2 separate regions of the Homo sapiens genome follow, and region 1 is linked to region 2. A link is a loop called in an ENCODE intact Hi-C map of the cell type or tissue named here. Cell type or tissue: natural killer cell. All regions are shown on one strand. Each heading gives the region's core, and the rest is flanking DNA. Links, peaks and the distances in the headings are about the cores only.

Region 1 (8,000 bases), core at 1-8,000, 410 kb after region 2:
CTTAATGATAAATTCGAGATACTCTCAAAATAGAGATATTCTATCCAGGGCCATCAAACAGTTTTGATTCCTTAGTATGACTCACTACATCTTTTTTCTTGCATATTCCGTAAGTTTACTGTAGTATTCTCAAAACATTGAAGAGTTTGGACCAAAAATTCAAGCAGTGAAACTCCATGCAGTGTAAAATTTGAGTTCTGTAGTGCAGATTTGATTTTTTAAACACAGTTGTTCTAGTTATTTTAAAGTGTATGCCTTACTGAAATAGTTACCAGTGAAATAATAATGTTATCTGGGATTTGTATTGAAATTCTCCAGGAAAAAAAAAAGTTGGGACTAGAGGAATAAGATTGGCAAGCATGTTACTAATTGTTGAAGCTGTATAGTGGATACATAGGGATTTCTTATTTTCTCTATTTTATACTTGTCTGAAGTTTTTATAAGGGAAAAAAATCTTTTTAAATGTGCATGCCTCAAAGACCTCTAAGCAATAAGCAACTTAATTTCCAGTGGAACTTAAACTAAATCTCTAGGAAAGTAAACATTTTATATGGCATGTAGAAGGGCTTGTTTACACCGTTTGTACTTAAATGGGTTCTAATGTTCCTTTTTAGTGTGACCCAAATCTTCAGGTGTTCAATGTTTTCATTGATAACCTCGATACTCGTCTTCCCCGAATAGCATTGTTTTCCACAAGAACCATAAATGCTGGAGAAGAGCTGACTTTTGATTATCAAATGAAAGGTATGCTTTTCAAGTACAGTTTCATTGGTGTCAGTTTCAATATGAAGAATCAAATCAGACTAGGAACAGACCTTAGATATTTGAACCAAACCTAATACTAAAGATGAAAAGTTGAGGCACTAAGTTTGTCATCCTAAGGTACAAAGCTAATCCAACAGCTAATACTAGAACCCAGGTCTGCCTGAGCTTCAGCTGAGGAATGGTTCTACATCGTAAATTTTCAGAACTTCCATTTTGGAAACTGATTTATTTATTATAGCATCTTAATACTGTACTACTTGTCTTTTTTTTTTTTTTTAAATTGTGGGCTAAGCATGCTGGCTCCTGCCTGTAATCCCAGCACTCTGGGCTTGAGCCCAGGAATTCAAGACCAGCCTGGGCAACATGGTGAAACTCTGTCTCTACAAAATATGAAAAAACTAGCCGGGCGTGGTGGCGTGTGCCTGTAGTCCCAGCTACTCGGGAGGCTGAGGTGGGAGGATGGCTTGAGACAGGGAGGTTGGGGCTACAGTTGAGCTGTGAATAGCACCACTGCACTCCAGCCTGGACGACAGAGACCCTGTCTGAAAAAAAAAACTATAAGCCTACATTTTTGAATTTTTACTGAGAGATGTATATTCAAAAGATTGAAAATATTTAAATCACATACAAATTTATTCTATTCCTACTTGAACCTGGCTTTTAAAAAGAACATTTAATTCTATTTGCTTTATTGTGACAATATAAATGTTTTCTTTCCTTTAAGAATGATGGCCTTTACATATTGTCATTGCTTAACCTCTTACATACTGTGCTTTTATATACGGTGTGAAATGAATGTGTATTAGATATTCCCAGTAAGTTTCATCATTTCAGAAATCCTTTCTGACAAATATGGGCTAATAACATAAAGTTTACCTATTATTAACCCACACCATCCTTTCAAGACAATTCATTATGATTTGACGCTGAATATTAACATTTATTTGTAAATATTTCAAAGGGAACTAACTACATTTCCTTGGGAGTTAACTTACTCTAAGGGTCTTGACCATGTAAGTACCCTCTATCACTGATAATAAAGCTAATATAATAGAAAATTTGAAATTTATTCTAAATTGTCTTAACTCTCTTTCTCCTATATTTCTTTTTCTGTGTCTTCAGGTTCTGGAGATATATCTTCAGATTCTATTGACCACAGCCCAGCCAAAAAGAGGGTCAGAACAGTATGTAAATGTGGAGCTGTGACTTGCAGAGGTTACCTCAACTGAACTTTTTCAGGAAATAGAGCTGATGATTATAATATTTTTTTCCTAATGTTAACATTTTTAAAAATACATATTTGGGACTCTTATTATCAAGGTTCTACCTATGTTAATTTACAATTCATGTTTCAAGACATTTGCCAAATGTATTACCGATGCCTCTGAAAAGGGGGTCACTGGGTCTCATAGACTGATATGAAGTCGACATATTTATAGTGCTTAGAGACCAAACTAATGGAAGGCAGACTATTTACAGCTTAGTATATGTGTACTTAAGTCTATGTGAACAGAGAAATGCCTCCCGTAGTGTTTGAAAGCGTTAAGCTGATAATGTAATTAACAACTGCTGAGAGATCAAAGATTCAACTTGCCATACACCTCAAATTCGGAGAAACAGTTAATTTGGGCAAATCTACAGTTCTGTTTTTGCTACTCTATTGTCATTCCTGTTTAATACTCACTGTACTTGTATTTGAGACAAATAGGTGATACTGAATTTTATACTGTTTTCTACTTTTCCATTAAAACATTGGCACCTCAATGATAAAGAAATTTAAGGTATAAAATTAAATGTAAAAATTAATTTCAGCTTCATTTCGTATTTCGAAGCAATCTAGACTGTTGTGATGAGTGTATGTCTGAACCTGTAATTCTTAAAAGACTTCTTAATCTTCTAGAAGAAAAATCTCCGAAGAGCTCTCTCTAGAAGTCCAAAATGGCTAGCCATTATGCTTCTTTGAAAGGACATGATAATGGGACCAGGATGGTTTTTTGGAGTACCAAGCAAGGGGAATGGAGCACTTTAAGGGCGCCTGTTAGTAACATGAATTGGAAATCTGTGTCGAGTACCTCTGATCTAAACGGTAAAACAAGCTGCCTGGAGAGCAGCTGTACCTAACAATACTGTAATGTACATTAACATTACAGCCTCTCAATTTCAGGCAGGTGTAACAGTTCCTTTCCACCAGATTTAATATTTTTATACTTCCTGCAGGTTCTTCTTAAAAAGTAATCTATATTTTTGAACTGATACTTGTTTTATACATAAATTTTTTTTAGATGTGATAAAGCTAAACTTGGCCAAAGTGTGTGCCTGAATTATTAGACCTTTTTATTAGTCAACCTACGAAGACTAAAATAGAATATATTAGTTTTCAAGGGAGTGGGAGGCTTCCAACATAGTATTGAATCTCAGGAAAAACTATTCTTTCATGTCTGATTCTGAGATTTCTAATTGTGTTGTGAAAATGATAAATGCAGCAAATCTAGCTTTCAGTATTCCTAATTTTTACCTAAGCTCATTGCTCCAGGCTTTGATTACCTAAAATAAGCTTGGATAAAATTGAACCAACTTCAAGAATGCAGCACTTCTTAATCTTTAGCTCTTTCTTGGGAGAAGCTAGACTTTATTCATTATATTGCTATGACAACTTCACTCTTTCATAATATATAGGATAAATTGTTTACATGATTGGACCCTCAGATTCTGTTAACCAAAATTGCAGAATGGGGGGCCAGGCCTGTGTGGTGGCTCACACCTGTGATCCCAGCACTTTGGGAGGCTGAGGTAGGAGGATCACGTGAGGTCGGGAGTTCAAGACCAGCCTGGCCATCATGGTGAAACCCTGTCTCTACTGAAAATACAAAAATTAGCCGGGCGTGGTGGCACACGCCTGTAGTCCCAGCTACTCAGGAGGCTGAGGCAGGAGAATCACTTGAATTCAGGAGGCGGAGGTTGCAGTGAGCCAAGATCATACCACTGCACTGCAGCCTGAGTGACACAGTAAGACTGTCTCCAAAAAAAAAAAATTTTTTTTTTTTTTTTTTTTTTTTTTTGCAGAATGTGTCAACAAAAAATACTTTCTTAATGGCATTTGTGTTTTAAGAAAAATCAGTCACATAGTGTCAGTGTTAAGAAAAGGTTGTAGGTTTACAGGTTGCCCCCAGTGGCCATACTTTGAATTGTGATTCTCACGGGTTTAAAGATGTGATTTTTAAAAAATCAGTGTTTTACCATCTAGTTATTTGATCTTGTCCACTTTTTTGTGTTCAACAAAAGTGTAAAACTGGAAAGCAAAGAAAAAAAGACTATTTTCAGTAAACATGTAGTTTTGTTTTGTCTTTATTGATAGAATGTAATGGGCCTTTGGGATCTTAAGTACTACTTATGTTACCTTTGTTATTCAGATGCTGAACTTAAGCAGTGAAATAATAGAAACTAAAGGATGTTATTAAGGGGTTTAACTATTTTAAGTCAACATTTAGCTTATCCATCATATTGGTTTCCTGAAGATGTCAGAATTTTTCAGTGTAAGACAAATATCAAAGGTAATAGATCCAGTTTAAAAGGTGAATCCACTGTATGTATTATATTGATACCATCATTTTCAGGATCTACATTAAGAGGATGGTGATACATAATTAGTAATCTCAGGGTTTTTTCCCCCATATCTAAAATGTAGACAATAGTTGTTTCTCTTTTAGTTCATCAGTTTCTCTTAGCAAAATAAATTAGGTTGGGCATTTAATGTTCTATTTACCATGGCTTAGCTTTGTTTCTGTTTTACAGTCATTTCCAGTAAGACTATAAAAGGGGCAGAAAAATACTGATGTATTGACTACGTGCTAGCAAGATTAACCGAAGGTTTATATTCAATTCCTTTAAATGTTACTTTCCTTTTAAGATAGCTTTCATGGTTCATGCATTTGATACTACACTTGATCTTGGCCAAAAGGCCAAGGAGTGATGGTTCATGCATTTGAATATTAAAGGACAATTTGACATTTCGCTAGCATAATGTGGATGAATACTTCAGAAATTTTTGAGCATTGTCACTCACCAGGTACGTAAACATACTATGGTAAGTACTGCCTAGAAATGCAAAGGAATTTTAGAATTCAGAGCTCATATTCATTGACCCAGTCTTTTATGCCTTTTATATGTATTCATGTGCTTCTAATGAACCTGTCAGGTTGGTGTAAGGTAACAAGCTTAGACTGTTAAGATAATGTCAACATGCCAAGATCACCCAGTGAACTTTTTAAAGTATTTAATCTTCGGCTTCAGGCAGACTTTTTAAAAAACTAGTTTATACTATTCAAACATTTAAGTCCTGGAACTCTTCTCCAAGATAAATGTGGCTGACTGCTGAGTGTCTTCTGTGATACATCTTGGCATTTTGAAACTTCATGTTTCGGCTGGACACGGTAGCTGACGCCTGTAATCCCAGCACTTTGGGAGGCCGAGGCGAGTGGATCACCAGAGGTCAGGAGTTCAAGACCAGTCTGACCAATATGGTGAAACCCTGTCTCTACTAAAAATACAAAAATTAGCCAGGTGTGGCACACACCTGTAATCCCAGCTACTTGGGAGGCTGAGGCAGGAAAATCACTTGAACCCTGGAGGCTGAGGTTGCAGTGAGCTGAGATAGGGCCACTGCATTCCAGCCTGAGTGACAGAGCGAGACTCCATCTTGAAAAGTAAAAAACAAAAACTTCATGTTTCCTCTTGTGGTTTATGATTCTTGACGTAAAAACCAAGTAGCTGCTACAATTAACCCTGCTCATGTTTATACTTTTTTGGAGAGACATCAGAGCATAGCAGTTAAGATCATGGTCTCTGAAGCCAAACTGCCTGTGTTTGAATTCTGCCTGTGCCTCATAGCTATGTGAACTAACCTCTGTGCCTTTGTCTCATTTGTACATGGGGATTAGAAATGTATCTACCTCAAAGGGTGGTTGTGAAAATTAAAGGAGTTCATATAGTCTGTAAAAAACTTAAGAGCATCATCAGAGTAAGCACCAAATATAATTTCTGGTAATCACTATCGGTTTCTTGATCACATCTGTTGTAGTTGTCTTAGCCCAATTCATTCAGCCAGCATTTATAATGCCAGACTCACATATAAAACAAACGTAACAGTATGTAATATTAATGTGATTATAAAATAACAGGAATATATTCAGAGGAATGTTTACAGGCATTTTTTGAACAACCACTTTCGATCATAAGGTACACTGTTAAAACTAAGTTTTAGTTAACAGTGAATATATACAAATGTGTATAGTTATGTGTATACTAACTCTGAGTCTTGTTACCCTGGTTAGTCTGGTGGATCCAATACTTTTTGGTCGGATTGCCATGCAGCATCATGATAATGCATATCAAGTGTTAGTTTAACTGATCTGCAAATTGTTTTAAGTGGTGTCTCTGCTTTTGCTTCCATAATCTATGAAATGTCACAATAACTAAGTGTTCCTGAATATCTGTTAAAACTTGTTAAAAATCCTCATACATAACACAAAAGCCTAACACATTGATGGACTTCAAGAATGTTGAATGACTCACAGAATAACACATATACTTTAGTTTTTTTTAATTTATTTTTCTTGAGATGGGGTCTTGCTTTGTTGCCCAGGCTGGGCACAATCAGCTCACTGCAGTTTCAACCTCCTGGGCTCAATCCATCCTGCCACCTAAGCCTTCCAAGTAGCGAGGACTACAGGTGCACACCACCATGTCTGGCTAACATTTTGTGGAGACAGGGTCTCCCTGTGTGTTGCCCAGGCTGGACTCAAAACCCTGAGCTCAAGCGAGCCTCCCAAAGTACTGGGATTGCAGGCAGGAGTTACTGTGCCTGGCCACCATTTAATTCTTGAGCATTTTCTTTTATATTCTAATTGTCCGCTTCTAATTTGGCCACCGTATTCACATCAAGGTTAAGTGACTTAACATCTTTGGGGATAAATAAGGTGCTGATTTTGTCTATAGCCATCAGTTTATCATACTAGATCCAAGTTTGTCAATTTAAATCAGGTGTGTTTATGAGCAAAGATATGATCATGCTGAATGTTCCATGTGTACTTCAGGAGATACATTCTGCTAGTTTGGGGTGGTGTGTTCTATAAATGTCAATTTAATCCAGTCGGCTTATGATTTTCAGTTCTATATTCTTACTGATTAATGTGTATATACTAGTTCTGTTACTAAGGAGGGATGTTAAATTAATCCCTAGCTGTAATTGTGCATTAGTTTGTCTCTTTTCAGCTGTTCTAGCTTCATAAATTTTTGGAGCTGTTAGGTGCATATACGTTTAGGATTATTTTGTCTTCTTGGTGAACTAGACCTTTTATCATTAGGAAACTGTCCATATAACCACTCCATTTTTAATTGTTTACATGGTTTTTCCATCCTTTTAACCTATCAATCACTTGAATTGACTTTCTTTATAGACAGCAGATCACTGGGTTATGTTGGTTTTTTCCGTGTCTCTTGTCATTGATGCACTTAGACCATTTACATTTAATGTAATCATTGATACGTATGGGTTTAGTTCTACCATTTTTTTTTCTTTTTTTTTTTTTTTTTTTTTGAGACAGAGTTTTGCTCTTGTTGCCCAGGCTGGAGTGCAATGACACAATCTCAGCTCACTGCAACCACCACCTCCCAGGTTCAAGTGATTCTCCTGCCTTGGCCTCCTGCGTAGCTGGGATTACAGGCATGAGCCACCGTGCCTGGCCTTTTTCTTTTTTAAACAGGGTCTTGCTCTGTCACCCAGACTAGAGGTGCAGTGGCACAGTCATGGCTCACTGCAGCCTCAATCTCCTGGGCTCAAGTGATCCTCAAGGGCCTCCAGAGTAGCCCACCACCATGCCTGGCTTTTTTTTTTTTTTTTTTTTTTGTAAGTAGAGACACATTTCACTGTGTTGGCCAGGCTGGTGTCGAACTCCTGGGCTCAAGCCATTGCCCACCTCAAAGTGCTGGGATTACAAGTGTGAGCCACCACACCCAACCAGGTTATTTGAACATTTTTAAGTACTGTATTTTCTCTATTGTAATATTGACTGTCATCTCTGTGCAGGTTTTTTAGTGGTTGCTCTAGGTTGAAACGCTTTGAATTCTTAGGTATCTAAGAGTGAGCATTTTCTTTTTTTGACTGCTATACTCTCACCAGTTGCCAGCTTCTCATATAAATATTGTAAATGCTCTCGTTTAGGTAACTCAGCTTCTGG
Region 2 (8,930 bases), core at 472-8,471:
GTCATCCCAGCAGTTTGGGAGGCCAAGGTGAGAGGACTGCTTGAGCCCAGGAGTTCAAGACAAGTCTAGGCAACATGGGGAAATCCCATCTCCACAAAAAAGACAAAAGTAGCCAGGTGTGGTGGTGCACGCCCGGTTGTCAGCTACTCTGGAGGCTGAGGTGGGAGGATTGCTTGAGCCCAGAGATTGCAATGAGCCAAGATCACATCACCACACTCCAGCCTGGGCAACAGAGTGAGACCCACTCTCAAAAAAAAAAAAAAAAAAGAAAGAAAGAAAGAAAAAGAAAAGAAAAAAGATTGTTAGGACCCTTCCATCATTATTCATCTAAAAAGAAATATTTTCACCTTTTCACCATTAAGAATGACAACTGTGGCAGAATTTATGATTTGTTTTGTTTTGTTTATTTTTTAGGTATAAGTTATGTTAAGTGAATTAGTTTGAGAAGGATTTTATTAAAAATCACATGTGATATTGAATTTTATTAAATATTTGTCTATATCTATTGAAATAATCATATAATTTTTCTCCCTTAATCAAATACTTTAGAAAATTACGTTAACTGATGCTCAAAGTCACGCTAGCCTTGCATTCCTGGAATACACAGACTTCATTATGATCATCCCTTTGAGATGTTGCTGGATTTGGTTTGGCAATATATTGCCTAGAATTCTTGCATTCATGATCCTAAGTGTGGTCAGCCAGTAATTTTCCTGTCTTCTACTATCCTTGGTAGGTTTTGGCATCAAGATTTTGGAAGCCTCAAATTGAGGTGAGGAGTGTTTCCTCTCCTGCTGTACTCAAGAATAGTTTGTGAAAAATTGGAATTATTTTTTCTGGACTTTCTGGTAGAACCTGCCTTTGAAACTACCTTTGCCTAGACTTTTAAGATTGTTTTTGACTACTGTTTGATCTCTTTGAAGCATATATTATGTTTTTAAATTTTGGGTTTGTAATGTTATATTTACTCCCTGACTACAAATTATCTCATATAAAAAAAATTTTCATTAGCAGCTAAAAGAACACCACAGGAGGGCCTTAAGCTTCAAGCTTTTGAATGTAGAATTTTTGTTCAGGAGAATCACAGGAGCGATGAGCTAGCTCTGTCCAGAATTGAAAGCAGGTGATGACCAAAAAAAGAAAGAAGCCAGAGAACAAGGAAGATAGTTTCCAATGTTATTGATTGTATAAATCTCAGTTCATCATCCCAAAGAAAAAAAGATTTCATGCTCCACCTACCTAACTCATCTACCAAAAAGAGAGAATCGCCCATCACTAGGCTCTTCTTTTTAACTTACTTCTGGGCAACGCAACCCCTTTTTTCTTCTCTGCATTTATTTGATTTTAAATTGCATGAGCAATTTACATTAATATTTCTCTGTAGCATTCACAGTTTTCTGCTGGATTGGTCCAGGTCCAATTTATAAGCATGGAAACTGATTTCCAAAATCAATTAAGTGGCTCCAAGGAATGAGACTGCAGAGCCAAGATGCGAATCTGAGAATCCTAGGATTGGAAGGGACCTCAGAAATCATTTGGTGGCTTTTGTTGTACCATTGAGAAGGTCAATAGGGAACAGCCAGTGAGGGACAGAGCCCCAGCCAGAATCAAGGGTTTGACTGCTAGGTCAGCTTCCATTACCCGGAGAGATTTGCCCCCAATAGGAGTCACTTCACTGTTGCTTTTTAAAGATCTTTAAGGAGGGAAATGCTTGCTTTTGTGCAAAGTGTGCATAGTGATAGTTTACAGTTTCAAATCTCTAAGTCAATAACAGGAACATTTCCCCATATAGTGACCCTTGGTTGAAAAGGCAAGTTCAACCACTGTGGAAGACACTATGACGAGTCCTCAAAGATTTAGAACCAGAAATCTCATTTGACCCAGCAGTCCCATTACTGGGTATATACCCAAAGGAATATAAATCATTCTATTATAAAGACACATGCACACGTATGTTCATTGCAGCACTATTCACAGTAGCAAAGACATGAAATCAACCCAAATTCCCATCCATGATAGACTGGATAAAGAAAATGCAGTACATATACACCATGGAATACTATGCAGCCATAGAAAGGAATGAGATCATGTCTTTTGCAGGGACATGGATGAAGCTGGAAGCCATTATCCTCAGCAAACTAACGCAGGAACAGAAAACCAAACACCGCTTGTTCTCACTTTTAAGTGGGCACTGAACAATGAGAACACATGGACAGTGAGAGGAACAACACACACTGGGGCCTGTCGGGGGAGGCTGGGGAGGGGAGAGCATTCAGAAAAATAGCTAATGCATGCTGGGCTTAATACCTAGGTGATGGATTGATAGGTGCAGCAAACCATCGTGGCATGTGTTTACCTATGTAGCTACACATCCTCCACATGTATCCCAGAATTTAAAATTAAATTGAATTTAAAATTAAATTATATTAAAAAGAAAAGGCAGAAGCAATTATTAGTTAGCAGAGAAAGTGGCCTAAAATCACAAAGAAGAAAACGCTTGTGCATAAATGAATACTTCATACTCTAAATCTGTTTACATTTTATGAAGAACTTTTCAAAGGATCTGCTGGCTCATGTTTCTCTGATGTTTTATAGTTTACAGAGCAGTTTCTCCTGTGCTGTTTCATTTACTACAATTCAGCAAACCTTTATTTAGTTGAGACGGCTGCAGCTGTTTACCAAGGCCCTTGCCATGTGTGCAGGGAGACAAACATGTATACAACCTCTATCGTGCCTGACAGGCATGACACTTTCGAATGAGGCTTCCAGCACTGGCAGTGGGAAAGCAGTTGCACCACGTGGGTGTCAGGAGCAGTCTCACGGGCAGGATGCTTGAGTCAGCTCATCTGCAATTGGTGAGATTTCACCAGGAGGCCATGAAAAGGCCGACCCACCAGATGCGAAGGGAGGGAAGGTGCTGCATTGCCCGGGAGGAAGCAGCATGGCAGTGTGGCCGAGTGGGTAAAGGCGCGGGCTCCATAGTCAGAGACCTGGGTTTCAGTTCCAGGCTGCTATTTTTTTTTTTTTTTTTTTTTTTGAGACGGAGTCTCGCTCTGTCGCCCAGGCTGGAGTGCAGTGGCGCGATCCCGGCTCACTGCAAGCTCCAAATTCCGGGCTGCTATGTACTAGTTGTGTGACCTTAGACATATTCCTTTACTTCTCTCTGCCTCAGTTTCCCTGTAGATAAATGGGGGAGGGGTAATAACACAACATCACTCTTAAGATGAATATGCAAATTGATCTATAAAGCACTGAGCAAAATACTTGGCACATGGTAAATGTTACCTGTTGTTGTATCAGAAAACCATAAGTAGCTTGAGGAAGCTGGCTGGCGTGATTGGTACCGTAGCTTCCATGACAGAGCAATTGAACCTTATGGTATTGACAAGGAAGAAAGTTTCTCTGCAAGTTGGTAAGAGGCTCAGATTTGTGTTTTAGGAAAGAACTGGCCTATTATGAAAGGAGAGCGATTGGAAGCAAGGAATGGAGGAGGTGGGACTTCTATTAGTCACTGTGAGAAATGGCTTCATGCTTTGTCCATTGTGTGTGTGTGTTCATGCAAGTGCACGGGTGTGTGTGAGTGTGTGATTTCTATTTTCCCCATAGAATGTCATCTCCCCCATGGCAGGAGCCCTGGCTTCCTTACACTCCCAGGGCTCCTGCGCCTGGTACCCATGTGCTGGATGAATGAATGTGTGAAACTGCAATTCTCGCAATACTTGACCGTGGGCAGGAGCGGGACGGCGAGTAGGTTTTACAGATGAGGAAAACCACACCAGGAGTCTCCATGACTTCCTCACTGCCCTCACAGTAAGAGGCAGCACTGGGCCTAGAAAAGGGGACTTTTTACTCTTTGTGCCTGAACCTATCATATCAAACTGAGAGGTGTAATCATAATGCTTACTGCTCATGATTTGAACTAGTTCACCTCAGACCAAGAACAGAATATTAGAACTCAATAAATTAATAAACAAATTATAATTATTGTTTTTATAGCGATGGAATGGAGTCTCACTATGTTGCCCAGACTGGTCTCAAATTCCTGGGCTCAAGCCATCCTCCCACCTCAGCCTCCCAAAGTGCTTGAATTATAGGTGTGAGCCAACACGCTTAGCTAACTTTTTAAATTTTTTGTAGAGATGGGAAGGGAGTGGGGGGGGTCTTGCTATGTTCTCCAGGCTGGTCTCGAACTTCTGGCCTCAAGCAACCCTCCCGCCTTAGCCTCCCAAAGTGCTGGGATTACAGGCATGAGCCACTGTGCCCAGCCTATGAATTGCGATTCTAATTTTAAAAACTAAGACGTTCTGCTGGTGCACACTAGATGGCAGCAACGCGCATCATTTTAAGGACGGTGAAAGTAGCGGCCGCATCCCTTGGTAGGGTCTGTATAGCCCTGGCCCTCGGCTAGGGCTGGGTTTTATTATTTCATGTAAGCTTCCCAACCTCTCAGTATTGCAGATACTTAGCAGAAAGGATTAAGTCCCGAGTTGCCGAAGCCTAACGTCACCAACCTTGCTATTGCCAAGAGCAGGCATGGAAAGGTTTTCCTTCCTCTCTGGAGGCCAGCAATTGACTATCTTGCCCAGTCATAAAAGAAGACACTTAGGAGAAGCCTTGATTCCTAGAAACGGCTGAATTAGGCGTTCTTGCTGCAGGGACAAAGGCTTCCTCCGGGCCTTAGAACGGGCCGAGAAAACCTACCATCTGCCTTCCTCGCCGGGAAGGCACCTTGACTTTGGCTGGGCTGGGCCAGCCCTGGACACACTGATGACAAGCGACGCCTGCCAGTGCCCAGCTCCCTCTTTCCAGGCCCTGTCATTTAATGGCAAATATTTATTGAGGGCCTACTATGCGCCAGGCCTTATGTCCCAGCCTCCAACCCCACATGCTTCACCCCCACACTGTCTGTCACTGACCATCCTCCTGTCCCAGGCTCCTCATGGCTCCTGACTGGCTTCCCCACCGCCTGGTCCCACTTCTCCGTTGCCAAGCCAAAAGGGGTTGTCCCAGCTGTACCCAATGCTTGAGGATGTATTAAGGTATCTCTGCCAGGTAGAAAAGGGTAAATGCGTTGTCTTTCCCCAGACAACAGCATGTTGAAATTTTACCGCTACACAGTGGTTGGGACTTTAAAGGTTAATGCAGGGCTGGGCGCAGTGGCTTATGCCTGTAATCCCAGCACTTTGGGAGGCCCAGGGGGGTGGATCACCTGAGGTCAGAAGTTTGAGACCAGCCTGGCCAATAAGGTGAAACCCCGTATCTACTAAAAATACAAAAATTAGCCAGGCATGGTGGCATGGTGGCACATGCCTGTAATCCCAGCTACTTGGGAGGCTGAGGCAGGAGAATCGCTTGAACCTGGGAGGCAGAGGTTGCAGTGAGCTGAGATCGTGCCATTGCACTCCAGCCTGGGCAACAAGAGTGAAACTCCGTCTCAAAAAAAAAAAAAGGTTAACACGGTAGGATTTTAGAAGAGGCATTTGAGGGCAGCTGGACGTTATGGCTTCAAATCATACCACGTGGTGAGGGGTTGTATCTAGGATGGCCCTGGCCCTGCACGTTGGGTGTGTGAGCAACACTGCAGCCACTCTGCCCCACCCCAGAGCCTGTGACTGAGCCTGGACTTCCTGAACTTCATAAATAAGTGTAGATAACAAATATAAACAAAAGAACAGCAATCATCATCATCACTAATGTTTACTAAGCACTTTACATGAATCTCCTCTAACACTTTTTTTTTTCAACAGGACATCTCCCTCTGACACCCAGGCTGGAGTGCAGTGGTGCAATCGTGGCTCACTGCAGCCTCAACTTCCTGGACTCAAGCAATCCTCCCACCTCATCCTCTCAAGTGGCTGGGACTACAGGCCGGTGCCACCACATCTGGCTAAATTTTTTTTATTTTTTGTAGAGACAGGGTCTCACTATGTTGCCCAGGCTGGTCTGGAACTCCTGGCCTCAAGTGATCCTCTCATCTCGGCCTCCCAAAGTGCTGAGATTGCAGGCATAAGCCACTATACCTACCCTACTCCTTTAACTCTTACAACGGCTCAATGAGGCAAACAAAATCATTATGCCCATTTTATTTTACTTTTTATTTTTTGAGATGGAGTCTTGCCCTGTTGTCCAGGCTGGAGTTAAATGGTGCAATCTCGGCTCACTACAACCTCTGCCCCCTGGGTTCAAGTGATTCTTGTGTCTCAGCCTCCTGAATAGCTGGGATTACAGGCGCGTAACATTATGCCTGGCTACTTGTTGTATTTTTAGTAGAGACGGGGTTTCGCCCTGTTGGCCAGGCTGGCTTCGAACTCCTGACCTCAAGTGATCCACCTGCCTCGGCCTCCCAAAGTACTGGGATTACAGATGTGAGCAACCATGCCTGGTCAGTTACGCCCATTTTACAGATGAGAAAACTGGGGCCAAAGCATTTATTTTCCCAGAATCACAAAGCTAGAAAGCGATGGGACTATGATTCAAATCCAAGTTCTCTGATTCCAGAGCCTGTGCTCCTTATTCTATTGCCCACTCAATTTTTCCCCCAAAATCCAAGCCAACATCCAATGTGAATTCCATCTGACCTTGGTTATGGAAAGCAGCCCCCTCCCCGACACCCCCCCCACCCCTGCTCCCACACACACAGCCATTCTATTGAAGGAGACTAGCCCCAGATGCCCCCTGGCTTCTTGCTGTCAGTAGTGAGAATTAGTCCAACAGTTGGAGAAAAGAAGCCACCGATAACTGAGAGTTGGCTATTGCCTTCGTTCTCTGCATTTTGCTCTTGTAAAAAGCAATGTGTGTGTGTGGAGCCTCTAAGTATGTCCATATGGTGACATAGACAAGACCGCGGTACTTGCTTGTGACAACTGGATCTGACCTTCCCTGGAACTCTTAGGAAAATGTAAATTGCTCTTTCGTGGCCCCAACAGCACATTTTGTACCCACTTTGGTCAAGGTCACTATACAAGGAGGATCCTGGCATGCTGGGAACACTTGCTTACCTTGGGGCCTCCCAAGAATCAGCCCATGGATGGAGACTCTGCCCTACTCACTTTTTATTCTCATGCCGACTAGCACAAGGCAGGTACTCGATGTGTGTCAGTTGACACAAAATAAAGTGAGCATGTCCTAGGGAGGTGAGACAATGGGAAAAGGTGGGTCTCCTCTTGACTCTCATCACCCTTGCTGCCTGGGGTTCCTGTTCCTCCACCTCACTTCCCTGGGGCCTCCCAGTCTGTCTTGCCTCATTGTTCTGTCCCAGGGAGAGAGGGGTGACAATGTCCTAGAGCCAAAGCCATCCCGTGCAAAATCAGGTAGGAGGAAAGTACATACAGTGCTACCCAAAGGGCCAGCCCAGCCTGGAGGAATATGATGCTTTGGGGAGGTACCTGGGGATCCTGTATAGGCAACATAAGCCATGATGGAAAATAAAGTAATACAAGCAGTAACCTCCAAGACAGAAAATTGATTCATTAGTGCCTCTAGTTTGCATGACTATGGAAAAGAACCCTCCCGGCTGAATAACCAGTTATGATCAGCAGTTAAGACCTCTCTTTTGTTTTGTTTGTAAGAAGACCTCTCTTTTGTTTTGTTTTGTTTGTAAGAAGAAGAGAAGAAAGAGAGGAGGGAAGAGAGGGAGGGCAAGTCAATGAGTTGTGCTGAGGATGAGAGGAGAGATTTATCTTTAAGACTAATAGCTTGTCAATGAGAGCTAGCCTGCCTTTGAGCAGCAGCAATAGCCTGCCTTTGAGATCAGCCAAGTCCCTATTATATATTAAATTCCCTTGCCTGAAAAATAAATTGTGGAAGAAAAAGGGAAATTATGTACATTCCATTTTATGGGAATCAGACTTGTCCGTGATCTTCCCGTCTGTCTAGTGGTTTCCACTTGGCTGGATTTATTGGCATGACTTGCCTTGTGGGTTCACTCTCACTGGGCTCCTGCCTCTTTAGGGGGCTAAAAGTCTTTGTGGGCCCTGCAACAATATGAAAGAGGTCTCTTCCATGCAGACCCATCACCGTGTCCACAGAGAGAACCCATGGGCAGTGTTCTGAGATTGCAGGGTGGCATCTTCCAGCACATAGGTAAGTAACAAGCTTTGTGGTAAATTTGCAATGCAAAATAACCACTTACCAGCTGCCAGAGTAGATACGTTTTACTTTTAAGTAAAATATTAAGTAAATACAGATATTTACTTAAATATCTGTAGTGCCTAACTGGAGTTGCTTTGAATTTCTTGAAAGGATTCAAGCCTTGATTTATTTATTTTTATTTTTTGGCTGTGGAAAGACAACGGTCTCCAAGTCCCTTTCAGAAGGAAATCAATACCCCAGAGTTAATACTCCCTTTCTTTGAGGGAATGATATATCTAAACAAGAGAAAAAATATATTTTTCAGCAAATCTTGACCACAAAATTCATCTGCTCAAGGCTTTAGGTCAATTCATTCATCATGGGCAATTTATGAACCAATGAAGTCAGCCAGCTGGGGGGCAAATCAGGATGGAATAAAGTTATGCATTATTTTTGTATTTGTTCAAAGTAAAAATAACTTTTGGAGGGCCTATGGTGTTAAAATATCAGGTTCAACGTAGAAGTTTCCTCTCTGCTCTTATTTTCCACCATTCAAGACTGCAAACAATATGCTTTGAAAGAAAGAATGACTTTTGGAAAAATTGACTTTCGGAAAAATTGACTTTTACAAGGCATACAGTCTAGCGAAAAGCAGAGTGGAATATAGATAAGTTCAAGTTATCTCCCTGCATGTTTTATGGGAGATAGATTATTGATTGTGTCTTATATTTTTGTTCAAGCCCCTTGTCAATCAAGTGCCCTATAGATTATCCTTTGAGAGAACACAATACTATTGATTCTCCTAGACCAAGCTTCAAACATTGGAATTTTGATAGAGATGGCATTGAATCTGTAGGTTG

What was found. A loop is a pair of places that touch in the nucleus more often than their neighbours do. Peaks named below come from ENCODE experiments on the same cell type or tissue, not always from the same donor. Only the 100,000 strongest peaks of a DNase experiment are listed, where the experiment ranks them.
Region 1: a loop joins it to region 2, with 5 times the contacts of the local background. A loop is called at or near these places in 4 of 110 quality-filtered maps.

What each region holds. Positions count from the first base shown.
Region 1 is chr10:14,900,519-14,908,518 of GRCh38, forward strand. It overlaps SUV39H2 (SUV39H2 histone lysine methyltransferase), which reads left to right. Exons shown (of 6, transcript NM_001193424.2): 5 at 615-744; 6 at 1,888-3,797. The coding sequence ends at 1,994. It overlaps DCLRE1C (DNA cross-link repair 1C), which reads right to left. Exons shown (of 14, transcript NM_001033855.3): 14 at 4,095-8,000. The coding sequence ends at 7,890. Among named protein-coding and RNA genes, the nearest start is that of SUV39H2, 26 kb to the left of the region's middle. RefSeq lists an enhancer at 3,835-4,535. In natural killer cell, for the core only: CTCF peaks have their summits at 3,957 and 4,169; DNase peaks (open chromatin) are centred at 3,923 and 5,563.
Region 2 is chr10:14,494,784-14,503,713 of GRCh38, forward strand. No RefSeq gene overlaps it. Among named protein-coding and RNA genes, the nearest start is that of MIR1265, 63 kb to the left of the region's middle. In natural killer cell, for the core only: CTCF peaks have their summits at 4,315 (motif pointing right) and 4,515; a DNase peak (open chromatin) is centred at 4,338.